2 separate regions of the Homo sapiens genome follow, and region 1 is linked to region 2. Evidence: read pairs that join two places in POLR2A ChIA-PET (ENCODE). Cell type or tissue: PC-3. All regions are shown on one strand.

Region 1 (8,000 bases), 190 kb after region 2:
TACTGCCTAAATCTATAGTCAAGGAGTGGCAGGAACTCAGGGTTGAGGTGAGATTATCACCATTATGACTACAATTTAAGTTCGTTTGTATAGCCCTTCTGAAGCCCAGAGCTCAAGCTGAGTGCTGAAAGTTCAGGAGGGAGGCCAGGCGAGGTGGCTCACGCCTATAATCCCAGAAGTTTGGGAGGCCGAGGCGGGCAGATCACCTGAGCTAAGAGTCCCAGACTAGCCTGGGCAACACTACGAAACCCCATCTCCACCAAAAATACAAAAACATGGCTGGGCGTGGTGGCATGCACCTGTGGTCCCAGCTACTCAGGAGGCTGAGGTGGGAGGATCACTTGAGCCTGGGAGGCAGAGGTTGCAGTGAGCTGAGATCACACCACTGCACTCCTGCCTGGGTGACAGAGTGAGACCTCATCTCAAAAAAAAGGAAGGAAGGAAGGAAGGAAGGAAGGAAGGCAGGCAGGCAGGCAGGCAGACATGGTCGAGGTAGAGGTGGAGAGTGGGGGTGAGGAGAGGTGTCAGAGGTTGGGAGTCGGTATTGATCCAGACGTCTCAGGGGGCAGAAGTCTCTGAGCAGAGGAAGGGCACTTAAGATGAATATTCTAACCCAATACTTGTGTGGGAGCAGAAGAACGAACTACAATTACAAATTTGATGAAAAGAGAAACTCTTGGCTTTCCCCACCATTATCTGAGGTACCCAAGACACTTCTGCAAGACTGAAGTCCCAAAGAACCATGTGATCATCCCACACACATAGGAACTAACTGTGCAGTGTAAAAAGGCAGGCTTGTAGTCTTTCACCCGTGGCAGAACATATATTTATTGATTCACCTTTGAGTAACAGGTTTAGTAAAGATTGTCAATTCTCTGGGAAGATAAACATGAAGTAATTTTTTTACCCCAATAAAATCAATCAATTATGCTCTGTGGAACCTCTCTTTCCCACTGGGTAGCAGGCTCCATTAGCTACATATATCCCAGTCTGATTCTACAACTTTTCATTTTAGTTATCACAACAGTTTCTCTCCAGTTATTAAGATTCAACTCTGTTCAATGTAAAATTTCATTCTTATATTGGATTCAAAGCTTTCCTCCTCGCCTCTAGTGCAGACTAGACTCATGGCTTTAAAAGATTTGGGAGTGGCGGGGTGGAGACATGGTCTACTTCTCTCCCACCCGATTCTTGCCTGTGCTTTCCCCTGTAGCTTTGGGGGAAAAGGAAGAAAAGAGAAAGTTGAATATGTTCTTTTGTGATTGCCTATGGCAGAATTGTTGGTCTCCATGGCTTAGCAAGTGGTCCCCAAGACTTGCCCTGGCACTAAATGCCCAAGCAGCTCCCAGGGGTCCCTTGGGACATGTGGCCTTCCTCTTCCAGCTGACCCCAGCTGATGGCCTCGTGCAACATCTCTCCAATGCCTACTTCTCTTTGCCCAACACGTGACCATCCTCTGCCAAGTCCCCAGCTCCAAAACCTGAGCCTGTGGGCAGACTGATACATTCTTTGTACCTTTTAGCAACCAGGAGCTTGAGAGAATAATTCTACTCATACCTCACATCATCCCATTACATTTCCATTTTATAGAAACTTCCTTCTGACCCCAGTGCCAGCTTCCTATAGATCTCAGAGCTGTCGATGGCCCCTGACTCCACATACTAGTGTGGGCTCTTGATGATCCAAATGTCCCCAACATAGAAGTCATATTATATGTACTCCGGCCAGTTGAGTTATGAAGCATTTGTCTCACCCTAAGATCTTAAGATTCAATCGAGATATGAAGTCACCTCTCTAAGGCCACCCACCAAATCAGCACCATGTTCAAATTAGAATGTAAAGTGTCAGAATCTATGAGCAGGTTTTTTTCCATTGGGCTAGGATTGCTTAGGCTTCTAGGAAAACAGGAGCTAAGTCCCTGGGCTTTGGGGTCAGATGGCTCTGTCTGAGGCCTGGTTGAACCACTTCCTAGCTGGGTAAATGTTGTTGTTGCTGTTGTTGTTGTGTGAGAGAGAGAGTCTCACTCTGTTGCCCAGGCTGGAGTGTAGTGGCTCGATCTCAGCTCACTGCAACCACTGCCTCGCAGGTTCAAGCGATTCTCCTGCCTCAGCCTCCCGAATAGCTGGGATTATAGGTATGCACCACCATACCCAGCTAATTTTTGTATTTTTAGTAGAGACAGGGTTTCACCATGTTGCCTAGGCTGATCTCGAACTCCTGGCCTCAAGTGATCTGCCTGCCTCAGCCTCTCAAAGTGCTGGGATTACAGGTGTGAGCCACTATGCCCAGCTCACCTAGCTGGGTAATTTTGAACAACTTTCTTAGCCCCTCATAGTTTCAGTTTCCTCAACTGTAAAATATGGATAATAATAATAGCATCTACTTTACAGAATCGTTTTATTGCCTAGATGAGATTCTACAAGGGAAGCCCCAGTGTCTGGTGCCTAAGGAGTTCTCATGAATGGTAGTTATTGTTCTAAAAAAGAGAGCATCCTCAGGCTACTGATAATTCAAATCTGTCCAAATGTCGCTGCCTCGCAGATGGTTGAATTGTGTGTCGTTGGGGTTAATTCCCAAGCAACGTACCCAGTGTGCTCTGTTGCCTCCACCTCTGTGGGGACTGTCCCACTCAGGGGCTGGGACGGCATGGGGGCAGATGTGAGGAGAAGCTTCTACAGCTACTGTGTGTGCATAATCACATTAATTTGCAAAAAATTAAAAATAAAATAGAAAATAAATTGGCTGGGTGCAGTGGCTCACACCTATAATCCCAATGCTTGGGAGGCTGGGGCCAGAAAGTTGCTTGATCCAAGGAGTTCAAGACCAGCCTGGGAAACATAGTGAGACCCTGTCTCTACCAAAAAAAAAAAAAAAAAGAAAAAAAATTAGCCAAGTGTGGTGGTGTGCACCTGTAGTCCTCGTTACTGGGGAGGCTGAGGTGGGAGCCTGCAGTGAGTTATGATCGTGCCACTGCACTCCTGCCTGGGCAACAGAGCAAGACCCTGTCTCAAAAATAATAATAATAAGGCTGAGCACAGTGGCTCACACCTGTAATCTCAGCACTTTGGGAGGCCAAGGGGGGTGGATCACCTGAGGTCAGGAGTTGGAGACAAGCCTGGCCAACATGATAAAACCCTGTCTCTACTAAAAATACAAAAATGAGCAAGGTGAGGTGGTGTGCTCCTGTAGTCCCAGCTACTGGGGAGGCTGAGGCAGGAGAATCGTTTGAACCCAGGAGGCAGAGGTTGCAGTGAGCCGAGTTTGCGCCACTGCACTCCACCCAGCCTGGGCAACAGAGTGAGACTCCCTCTCAAAAAAATAAATAAATAAGGCCAGGTGCAGTGGCTCACGCCTGTAATCCCAGCACTTTGGGAGGCCGAGGCAGGTGGATCACAAGGTCAGGAGATCGAGACCATCCTGGCTAACACGGTGAAACCCGGTTCTACTAAAAATACAAAAAATTAGCTGGGCGTGGTGGCAGGCGCCTGTAGTCCCAGCTACTCAGGAGGCTGAGGCAGGAGAATGGCGTGAACCCGGGAGGCGAAGCTTGCAGTGAGTCAAGATCGTGCCACTGCACTCCAGCCTGGGCGACAGAGCGAGACTCCACCTCAAAAAAATAAATAAATAAATAAATAAATAAATAAGAATAATAAAGAAAAAAAGAAAAAACAAGTGAACTTTTTTTTAATGTTTTCCAGCTGCAGAGGCCATGTACTAGAAAACTCTTGAAATATTATTCAGTGTTTCTCAATACTTAAGCTGACTGCCTTCTGACAAATTGCCAAGTAGTGGTCAGAATTTAATTCACACCAAAAGAGAACACAAAGATTATGAGACAATTGACCCTATAAAAATGCATTCGTGGCATGCTCTTTAGTCACTTTGCATCTGCTCTCAACCCACCCTCCAGGGCTCTTATGTCACACTTATTTCCAGATAAATGGCCCAATTAGAAACCTATTGGCTAAGGTTGTACTAAAGGCAATGACCCTGCACACCAGAATCTCGTCCTTCTTAACATCACCCTTAAGCCAAAGCACAGTGGCGTGTGCATTCTCATTCCTGGACAAACTCTGCCCCCTGGCGCTGACTCACACACTTGCGCACCGGCGAGGAGGGTCTCCTTTGTTAGGTTTCCTCATGGGACAGGGATAGAAGAGCCTGTCACCCCCACCTGCCGTCTCCCCAAACCCCTAATTGCCATCAGTCTGCTCCACACAGATAATCCACCAAAAGGCTCCGAGTTTGTTTCTGCTCCGTGTATTTGAAATGAGTCTACCACATCAATCTCATTCTGTGTTAAAAAGTGTTTCTCAGCAGATGAGTAGGGATAAAATCTCCATGGGAGAAAGTGAAGGAGATGCCTGATCTGTCCAGGGCTTCCCGGGTCAGTGGCGCTTCGGCCAGAAGCCAGGCAGCAGGCCTTGGGCAGGTGGCTGGACCCCTTCTGTGCCACGGTATCTTTGTCTGTGAGATGAGGGGGGCAGTCCCCACCATACTGTGTTTACACAATAGAGGGAGAATTTAGGTGGTGACTGTGCTGTAGTAAAAAGAACAGAGGGTGTGGAAATAGGGGATTTGGGTCTAAACTCTGGCTCCAGGCCAGATGCAGTGGCTCACACTATAATCCCAGCACTTTGGGAGGCTGAGGCAGGAGGATCGCTTGAGCCCAGGAGTTTGAGACCAGCCTGGACAACACAGTGAGACCTCATCTCTACAAAAAATACAAAATTAGGTGGGCGTGGTGGTGCCTGCCTGTAGTCCCAGCGACTCAGGAGGCTGAGGTGGGAGGATCACTTGAGCCTGGGAGGCAGAAGTTGTGGTGAGCCATGATCGTGCCACTGCCCTCCAGCCTGGGTGACAGACTCCCTCTCAAAATAAATACATAAGTAAGTACAATAAATAAATTAATTAATTAATTAATTTCAGCTCTAGCTGTGGAACCTTGGACTAGAAATTCACTGTTCTCACTGTTCTCTAGAAATTCACCATTCCCTTGAGTTTCCTATCTTATAAAATGGGATAGTGACTTGCCCTGCTAGTCACTTTCTCGAGAAGAGACACCTCCAACTGCAGCGGGTGTGGCGCAGCCTTTCCCTCCAGGCTCCAGGAGCCCCTGCCTCCCAATCGGAAGGAGAGTTGTTTCAGATGAATATTCCTAGGTTTTAGCCCAGGAGGTTGAGTCAGAATCCTGCCTCAGAGGCGTGGCAGGAGAAACAAAATAATGAACCCCCAAAGGTGTCCATGTCCCGGTTCCCAGAACCTGCAAATATGTGACCTTGCATGGGAAAAGGGCCTAACAGATGCGACTAAATTAAGAATCTTAAGATGGGGGGATTATCCTCGATTACCCCGGTGGGCCCACTGGATCATGGGGGTCCTAACAAAGGGAAGAGGGAGGCAGGAGAGGCGGAGATGTGATGAGGAGAAGGGATTGGAGGGAAACACCACGCACTGAGGATGAAGGTGGCCTTGAACGCTGGAAAAGGCGAGGAAGAGATCCTCCCCCAGAGCCTCCAGGAGGAACTCAGAGCTGCCAACACCTCACTCCCAGCCCTGCAAGACCCACTTTAGGACTTCTGACCTCTAAAGCTGTAGATGATTAATCCGTGTTGTTTTAAGCCACTAAGTTTGTAATTATTTGTTTCAGCAGCTCTGGGAAGCCAATATGGCGCCATGGAGGGGCTCCTAGATCTGCATTTTTGAGTGACTCCTGGTAGAATTGTTAGGCATGCTAAATTTTGAGGGCTAGAGGTGTAGTAGGAAGAGACTGAGGAACAGGAGGTCTGTATTTCTAGCCCTGGCGTCATGAGCTATGTGACTTCGGCAAAGTCACTGCCTCATTCACTGGGCCTCAGATTCACTGTCTGTAAGCTGAGGCAGTTGGCTACAGGGGGCAGAGGGGAAGAGATCTCTGGCTGCAGTATTCTGAGAAGCTGAGAGAAAACAGTGAAGCTCTTTGAAAACAGTGAAGTCTGGCCAGTGTAGATCTTAGGACTGGGATTTCCTAGAAGAAAGAGATACTGGTAATTCTTTTAACAGCTCATTTTTATACCTCTCTTCCTGTGTGCCAGGTCTTGGTCTAAACCCTTCCCTTCCATGAACTCCTGTCTGTGAGGTCATCTTGGCACAGCAATCAGTCTTCTATGCGATGAATAATTAACTGCTCTGAGGAGATGATTTCAAATCGGGAGTCAGATCAATAAGCTACTAAGGGGGGATGGGCGGGTGGGCACCATCTTCAGCTAATGAAGGGGGCGATTCCCTGTCTCCGCTATGAAAAGAAAAATGTCACAGACATTACATGCCGCCTGAGGGGTATGGATAGAAGGGGGAAGGGGCTGCGGTTGCCAGGCAACCGGCTCATCACTAATCATGCGCGTAAAAGCCTTGGGCCTCTGTTATGAGCACAGCTAGTGGGCCACCCTCCTTCTCTCCGCCCCCTGCTTGACAGCTGGCCTTGGGTTCTGGTTCCAGACACTTAGACCCTGAAACAGGCCCAGGTCCCCCTCAGTATCCCCGGGTCGATTCTGTTGCTAGAAAGCAAACTGGGAGAGCAAAGACTCTTTGTGTCCACTCCAGACGACAAAGGTCTGGCACCCATATTCCAGGACACTCTTTCCTACACCATGGCCTTTTGAATGAGCTGTCACCCCAGAGGCTTACTTAGATTTGAGGAAAATCCCTTCCTGACCCCTCCATTCAAGGGAGGCTCTTGCTGTTTGCCGTGTGGATACTGAGCAAACACGTGGGTCCCCAGGCTGGCTCTTGATGTGCTCTGTAAACACTCCTCTCTGGATACAGCCAACTGTCCAATTATGCAGGAGTCAACCCGCTTCCCCTGGGGATTTGTTGTCTTAAAGAACGAGGACCCACTGTGACTAGAAAGTTGACATAGCACATGTCACACAGAGAAAGTGCACCCCCGGTGGAAGCCGGGGTTCCCTGGGGGCCCAGCCGTCTTTCCAAACAGAAGGGCAGAAGGCTGTTTGATCTGTGACCACTTCTGGAACATATAGGCTCAGGAACAGCCAATATTAGAAGAGATGTTTGCATCTGTTTCCTTCCAAGACACACAGGCTCTCTAAGAGAAAGGAGGATGGCTTTTGTGCTACGGGGACAAGCGCTATGTTTGGGACGTGGTACTAGAATTGTCAAAGGGCTGCCTTGTCCCAGAAAGTTATTTCAGAGAGAAGTCATTACACCCATTGGCTAAAAAGAGACAGGCATCACTGAGAATGTTGGATGTCCCAACCCATTTCTCTTCTACAGTTCACACCACCCCCAGCAGGCCCAGGCAGCCTGCACTGTGCCCGAGAACAGTTGATGCAGGGACACATTCCAGCGCCGGCCTCAGTCCCTTTCCCTCTCCCTGCTTCAGCCGCACTGGCTTCCTCACTCTTCCTCAATCATACCTATGTCAGCTCTTTGCACTTGCTGTGTCCTGGATACTTGCACCCCTGATATCTGGATGACACGAGACTTTCCCTGGCCACCACCCCATGTAAATAATAGATACGCCAACCCCATTTACCCTTTCCATGTGCCATTTTTAACTTTCTTCAAGCACTGCACCTCTTTTTCTTTCTGTGTAGCGGACTGTTTGTCCATCTATCTTACTTGTTTATTGCCTGTTTCATTCTCTAGGGTGTAAGTTCCAGGAGGGCAGGACACTTGTCTGCTCTATTAACTGCTGCACCCCTGGCACCTGCCACTGTGCTCGGCACAAGGCCAGCCCTCAACTAGCATTTGCTGAGTTGATTAGGATTCCTGTGATCCACTCTGTACCAGGAAGACACTGGGCTCTTTCTTACATCCTCACACCCAGAGCCTCTCTCTGGAGGCAGTGGATGTCATGAGTTTCCGATAGATCCTTACAGATACTTCATGCTTATTCAGAAAGATACACACACAGCTACATTCTTCCTATCTTTTTTTTTTTTTTTTTTTTTTTTGAGGCAGAGTCTTGCTCTGTCACCCAGCCTGGAGGGCAGTGCAAC
Region 2 (8,000 bases):
TTACACATACCTCCCCCACAAGCTATTTTACCAATTAGTAAACAATAAAAGTCCTTATTTTCCTTTCACTTCCTTTTATCTCTCTTAGCCATTTTCTGAAGACATTTCAAAGCAAAGACAGTCAAGAGACAGGGATCAAAAGAACCTATTATGAGATTCAAGGGTAAAAAGAAACAAGATTCTTATATAATAAACAAAATAAATGGGTAATAATCTCATTACTTCCTAATGGTAACAAAACAATTCAGATAGGATTCTGAAGGTCCACAGAGCAATTTTTAGCAGAATAAAACTAAACGGTATGTCTCAGATTTCTATTTTAGAATAAATTTATCCATGTAGAACTATTCACTCTTTATTTTTAACTGGAGTGGCAAATATTAAATCTGTATTACAGCTGCTTGAATAAGCAACCTTCAAAGAGCTTAATACCTCTCCATATGCATAGCATGACAGAAAGCCCAAATGCCAATGATACTAAATAACTTCTGAGTATCAAACGTTATGTCCATCTAGTTAAGACTTAGAAACCATAACTGCACATGAAAAGCAGTACCAACTCGCATATGAGCATGAATTCTAAAAATGGAATCCTACTTCATAATTTATAGGGAAAAAAACAACAACAAAAAAGAAAATAGAATTCAGAAAAGATCACTCTTCCATGTTTTACCCAACTTTATACAAATCTTTCCTGAACCCAAATAACTTTAATTATAAACACAAATTTCCTTCCATAAATACAAATCTTGGATTTCATAGGGATATAGCAAAAAATACCTCATGATATAAAGTTACAAGTCAATCACACAAGTAACTTAAAACCTGGATGATATTTCTATTGAGTTTTTAAAATTCTGAATATTAAAATACTGTCCTTATAACTGTAATTAAAAATTATCATGGGCCACAGCATTTAATAAATAAATATATATATCTTAAGAATAATAGCAGTTAGCCAAAGAAGCTTATTAAAGTATAGAAGTTTAAACATTTTAAAACATTTTATCTTTACATATCACCTCCAACAATATGTTACCAATTGTGGTTAGATTCTAAAAATACTGATGGCAAAATTTTTTTAAAATTTGCAAAACATAAATTTAAAGAAGCACTTGAAAAAATAAAAGGAAAATCTTCGCTAAAATCATACCTGTTTTAGGTCAGAATTTTCATTTTTTTCCTTCTCTGCATTTTCAATAGTCACAATTTGTTGCTGAAGTTTTAACCTAAAAATCACAACCCAACAAAAGGCATTATTAAGAATCCATGATTCATTTATTTCACTGAATTAAAGAGTCATTTTATTGAATGCCTGTTTGACACCAGAGCACAAACACAACCAAAGATTGAGACTTCAAGAAACTAGGTTGTGTTCACGTATAACAAAAATGTAAAACAAATTACTGCTATTGTGATAGGAAAATCTACAAACTAGGGGCATAGAGAGGATAAGAAATCAAGTCTGTCCAGGGGTACTGGGGAACGCTACATGGATAAAAACCTGACAGGTAGGATTTTGATATACATAAACAACAGCCTGAAAAAGTGGCCTTTCATGGAAAATTATAGAATGTGTTGCTAAGGTATCAGAAAGTAGTCTAGTTTAGGAGAGGCCAACTTACATCCATATAGTATTTTACAATTTGCAAAATTCTTTCAGACACACGCTACTTCATTTTCCTTCTAACAAGGCTACAGATTTAAAAGAAAACTAATACAACACACCATCCTGTATTCTATAAAATATCTTATGGAGCTTTTCATCCCTGAGATGAATGAATACTTACACATTTGCAGACTCTTCAAAGGGAATAATACATCTACAGCCAGAGCCTTAAAAAGCAGAGCAGCTCTAGTGACCAAATGAGTAACCTCATGAGGAAGACATTACACTAATTAGGTTTGGCAGGATAGGCCCTTCAGCCTCCTCCCTTTCAAAACTCTTCAAACGCCTATCTCAAATATAATTCACTTGGCACCTATTTATAGCTTGGTATTATTAGCATGTCTTATCTGCCCAAGTAGAATGTGTTTATCTAGACAACACTCTCAAGACCCTAGGTCTGTGCTTTAAACACAATAAGGACTCAATAAACATTTGTTGGCAGACTGAACGAACCAACCCAAATCATGGATTAGCTGTTTAAATGTGTGAGATGATTGGATAATATAACATAAAAAACCTGAAGATATGACCCATTGCTTCCTGAGACGTTTACATACAAATGCCAGAAACGATAAATCTAAAGAGGGCCAGTCCTTTTCCTTTTGCTCCACCGTCAGTACCAGTCACATTCTTATTTCATAATTCTAGCTACATGATTACTCATTCAAACTTTCTGTGCACTTCCTCCATTAAATGTTTATGAATGTTATCAACTGGGTGCCTTCTTTTTTTTTTTTTAAATAAGAGATGTGGTCTCACTATATTGCCTAGGCTGGGCTCAAACTCTTTGGCTTAAGCAATCCTCCTGCCTCAGCCTCTCAGGTAGCAGGGTGGCTAACTTGGGGCTTTTAGGTTACTGACTTATAAAGGTTTCTTTCCACAAAATCATGAAGATGAAAATGGAACAGAGAACACTGTGGGTCCCAGCTCAGGTCCACAGTTAGAAAACTTAGGCCCTAAGTATATCCTAGCTCCAGTTGAGAATCTGGATACAATTGGTAAATTAACAAGAAACATGACCCAGTTAAGAAAGTTATGGCCTAATGCTTTCTATATAGGTTACACAGACATGAAGAGAAACAATAGTGCCCTACATACAAAAGCTGAAGCCAAAGAAACCAATGGTAGAGTATCTGAAAATTCATTAAAATATGAAAGGATGGGGAAAACAACTAAATGAAAATATGAACTAAGTAAGAGCACCATTGTGGTAGACTATAGAAGATGATATACAACAAGACCTTCCTTCAGGTCATTTTGTTGAAGCAGTACTGGGTTAGAATCTAAAACTCATTTTTTTTTGGAGAAAATTAGTCCATGATTTAAGATCATTACATTTAGGATTCTATGGGATAATGAATCTTAAGATAAATAAGATAGGAATAAGACTAATGGTATTAAAGTTCAAAAAGGCAGATAGTTTCAAAAGACAGTGCTGTAAATTTAGGAGTAAAGTACAGTATCTCTTTTTATTAGGTTTTGAATACTCAAGGTGTGTCACAGTAAGTCAAAAGAAAATATACCTTATAACAGACGTACAAGGAACAGAAAAAACTGCAATTAACTTTCATTAGAGGATAAGTTAAGGCTACATAAAAGAGATGCAATTTGAACTAGATCTTGAAGGAAAAATAAGAGTCCGAGATAGAGAAATTAAAGATACAGGTGACGAAGAGTATAGAGGAAGTAGAGAGATGGGATTAAAAGCACTGTTCACTTAAGAAGTAAAGGGGAAAAGGACATTTTCAAAATAGAAAGGGAGGAGAGAATGGATGAAGGTACCGGAATTATAAGATGGCAAGAAGTTGAGAAAATTCATATCCTTAGCTTATGTACAAGTAAGAACATCGAACAGTTTCCAAGCTGAAAAGGAAGCAAGGGAGCCAGGTTAATAGGCTGGAAGAAAAAGAGAAGTCCAAAGACTGCTAATTTCAGTATCTTCAGTGACAGGAGCATGGATAAGAGAAAGAAAAGATATTTATGTCTTTGAAGTGATCAGTTCTAGGTGACGACAAGGTCCAAGAAGCGTCTAGGTGTACAAGATGCTAAAGTAGAATAAAGATAAAAGAATGCCAGAGTGCAGATAGAATAAACTGTAAGGCTAAGGTGTTGGGTAGTTCAACAATATGAATACATAGTCACCAAGAATGATGGTAAGAGAAACAGAAAACAGAAAAAAGTTGAGCCAGATATCAAAGTCCTCAGCGACTGTTAAGGAATACACTGTAGGTCATTAACTGCAAGAGATAAAAGACAGGTATAAAACTGGATGCCACAAATATCAAAGAAAAAAATCACTTTAACCATACTCAAACAATGAACTGGAAGCACAAACGGGGCTTACAAATGCTCATTTCTCTTCTTGGTCTCTTGTTGCAGGAGAGAGGAAGGAAAAGTAATTTCTACTTAAAAGGCATTCCAGGTTATATGCCATGAGAGGAAGAAAGCAGTTTTCAGCAGGGGGAGAGGCATTAAAAAAATGTTGAGATTGCAAAAAAAGTTATTGGTATCAGAATAGGGATTCCAGAGGCTACAGTGGAAACTGTTAAAAGTTTTAATGAGTAGGTGATAGGGAGAAATCAGAGGGTGAAGGATGAGTAAGTTGGGGGAAAAGTTAACTATGAGATCAAGTACTTTATACTTTTGAAGTAATTATGAAGGCAGAAATAGTAGGTGAACTGGAGGGCCAAGTTACAACAGAAAATGTAGCTATAAATAAGTTTAAATGGAAACTTTGGAATAACATTAAGATGGAACTATTTCAAGTTCCCTTCAAAGTATAGGGAAGTCAACCGTAAGGATCATGGTCTAGGTCTTCTGTGGCAGGCAGCTGATATACTGATATATACTATTTCTTTTTTTTTTTTTCTTTTTTTAGAGATGGAGTTTCACTCTTGTTGCCCAGGCTGGAGTGCAATGGTGTGATCTCAGCTCACCGCAACCTCCGCCTCCTGGGTTCAAGTGATTCTCCTGCCTCAGCCTCTCAAGTAGCTGGGATTACAGGCATCCACCACCACGCCCGGCTAATTTTTTGTATTTTTAGTAGAGACGGAGTTTCTCCATGTTGGGCAGGCTGGTCTTGAACTCCCGACCTCAGGTAATCTGCCCGCCTTGGCCTCCCAATATATGCTATTTCGACATTCAACAAATATTTATTGAGTACCTATACATGCTAAGCCCATTCTAAGTGTTGTGGATACATCAGAAAATAACAAGGACAGAATGCCTACCCTTGAGTTTATACTCCAACAGTGTTGTCTGATAGAACTTTCTTTGATGGTGGAAATATTCTACAATCTGTGCCTTCCAATATGATAGTCACTAGCAACATGTTGCTAGTGCACACTTGAAATGTACTTCATGTGACTGAAGAAACTGAATTTTAATTTTTTAAAATTCTAATTTAAATTTAGGTTTCAACAGTCATCTGTGACTAGTAATATCATATTGGGCAGCAAAGGCTCTAATGTAACTTCTTGGCTTCATTTAATGTGAGTCCCTGCTATCAAAGGGAAGCAACATACAGGGCAAACAATAGAAGTTGTATTTTTCTACTGTGATTTCTCTACTGTCAAAGAGTCCTACAAGTCTCATGAGAATGGCAGTAGCCTTCTTATACCAACCTTCTGAAAGCATGGTTCTTGCTTGTGAGCACTGGAAATTGACACTGGCCATTATTAGCAAAAATAAACTTTCCTGAAAGAATATAAGAACCCACTCAAAAGAGAACTAGAAAACTGAAACCAGGATACAATAATTGATAGGAATCACAGGCAAAGACATGCCACAGCCCTGCCTGGTCCTTCAAACATTGACACATATCCTTTCATCCCTTACTTCACAGTTTAAATTCTTGGGAGAAAATGTGTCCAATGGGCCAATATAATTCTTTTCAAGATGGAGTCTAAGTAGAAAGGTGGATATATTAAATGATAGTTTTTTGGTTTGTTTTTAAAAAAGCAAATATCCAACACTGGCAGCAAAGAAATCCAAACTGATGAAATGTAAACGTTCATTAAAAGCTCAAGAAAAAAACAGAAAGCCCCAAATGGGAAATAAGAGCCCTGGCTTTAAGCCATGCAAAAAATAAATTAAGGGGGTATTGACTACAGGATATCATAAATGTTCAGCTTCCCTTTCCCTTGGTTATTGCTATTCCCCTTGGTTATTTGCTATTATATCAAACTGCATATCATTTACTTCCTCCTCCTTCACCCACTCCACACAGAGACATGGGCATATAACCTTGGCTGAGCCAGAGTGCCTGATACCACGGTCGCAGTGGTAGGTCCAGGGATGAGCATGTGAACTAGACCCAAACTTGTCTCTAGATTTTTTTTTTTTTTTTTTAAGACAGAGTCTCACTCTGTCACCCAGGCTGGAGTGCAGTGGCACAATCTTGGCTCACTGTAACCTCCGCCTCCCAGGTTCACGCAATTCTCCTGCCTCAGCCTCCTGAGTAGCTGGGACTATAGGTGGCTGCCACCACACCCCACTAATTTTTGTATTTTCAGTAGAGATGGGGTTTAACCAAGTTGGCCAGGCTGGTCTCAAATGCCTGACCTCAGGTGTTCCACCCGCCTCGGCCTCCCAAAGTGCTGGGATCACAGGCGTGAGCCACCACGCCCAGCCTCGACTCTAGACTTTTTAAACTTGAGTTTGCTAACAAGAACTTTGTCCTCTTGGCTTCAACATATGTTCCCAGCATCACAGAGATAGGACAGCAGACAAACGAGAGAGATAATAAGAGAGGAGAGAGAAAATAAGAGAGGAGGAATAAAAGAAAAGGAGGAGAAAAGTCACTATTATCTAATTGCATTTGAGTTCCTAGATCCAGGTGTCCCTGAAACCAGCAAAACCCTTATCTTTCCCACAATTGTGTAAACCAAGAAAGTCCCTTTTGTTTGCTTGCATTAGTTGGAGTTGCGTTGCTGTCATAACCAAAAGTTGACTACATATTCTATTATATTTAAACTCCTTTAATTTTTACATGGTTTTAATTTGCAAATTGAATAAATGTGCAGCGGAGCAGCCTTTTGAAATACAGTACTTTTATAAAAATAATTTTTATTACTCTTGGCACTATGATAAGCTAGTGGTAAAAAAAAAACACTTTCATCAAAAGAAAAGACTGGTATATAATTAATAAAGGATCTGTCAAAGCAGTGATTAATATGTAATAGATTAATATCTACTTATCACAGATATATATTATTTGTAAATAAATGGATATTTCTGCTTTGCATGATTTATACTTTCCATTTCCTTAGTAAGACCTTTTGCTTCACAGATAAGTCTCCAATCTGTCACGGGTTATCTAAATAGGAGGTGCTGCAATTATGACCATTTTAATGAATGATCAAAATAGACCTGGTTGATGTAGCTGGACTTATAAATCAGTAAATCATAACTGTCAAGGAAAAAATACCACAATTGTTGAACATTAAAAAAAAAAAGCCATGCAAATCGTGTGAATTTAATCCTGCTAGATTTTATGTTGGTTACTATGTCTTTATTTTAAAATAAGTTGAGGTCATTTACACATTGTAAGTGAAACTCCAGAGGAATCAAAGAAAAATTATCAATGTGACTAACAGAATAGAAAATTATTCACATTTAAGAAAAGCTAAAGGAATGAAAGCTGTTTTATATAGCAAAAAACTAAAAAACAAAACAAAACAAAACCTAAGGGTCAAGTTCATTATTGTGTTCAAGTAATGACAGAATGCTGAACATTTTATCACTATGGCAACAGAAACCCAAAGCAGGAGAAACAGGCTTAAATTCTAACAGAAAAGATTCTAACTGGCCAAACTGTGGGATTATCATAGGATAAAACATTAGAGTAGGATGCCTGGGGAGGGTCTACCCCTACTTTCTGGAGACTGTCAAAGAGAGATTTAAAAACGACCTGTCTTGAATATGTCCTAAAAAATGTACCCATCTAAAAGCAAAAGGACAGACAAGATTGGTTCTTAAAATCTATTACAGATTCATGCTTTTAGAATCACAGCCACTAACAATTTAAATAAAGTTATAAAACCTAAGTAAGTAATAAGTATACCTCTGCCTGAAGTAATTCTTTCCTAAGTAATGCAGATCAAGAACTCTGTCTCAAAACATAGCCTACCACTTAATGAACATGATTTTTAAAAGCCACTCAAACTTTATATAATTAGAGACGTCACTAAGATATTAGAATTTGAAAAGCAGACATAAAGCATTTCCAAGTGTTGAGGATAACAGCAGATGTCTAGCTCTGTGTTATCCATATATTCTGCAAAAACAATACAGAAAAAGCAAAGAGAACAAATAAAGCCACACAAAACCA

What was found. ChIA-PET counts read pairs that join two places held together with the same protein. Peaks named below come from ENCODE experiments on the same cell type or tissue, not always from the same donor. Only the 100,000 strongest peaks of a DNase experiment are listed, where the experiment ranks them.
Region 1: POLR2A ChIA-PET joins it to region 2 with 13 read pairs; 3 of 35 experiments call an interaction of 5 or more read pairs at or near these places.

The regions. Positions count from the first base shown.
Region 1 is chr12:94,528,917-94,536,916 of GRCh38, forward strand. The region is part of intron 2 of LOC102724960 (a long non-coding RNA gene); the gene reads left to right. Among named protein-coding and RNA genes, the nearest start is that of MIR5700, 29 kb to the right of the region's middle. In PC-3, a CTCF peak has its summit at 4,101 (motif pointing left); a DNase peak (open chromatin) is centred at 4,055.
Region 2 is chr12:94,334,436-94,342,435 of GRCh38, forward strand. CEP83 (centrosomal protein 83) reads right to left here. Exons shown (of 17, transcript NM_016122.3): 12 at 1,154-1,229. Among named protein-coding and RNA genes, the nearest start is that of CEP83, 120 kb to the right of the region's middle. In PC-3, no CTCF peak of the experiment used is centred here; no DNase peak of the experiment used is centred here.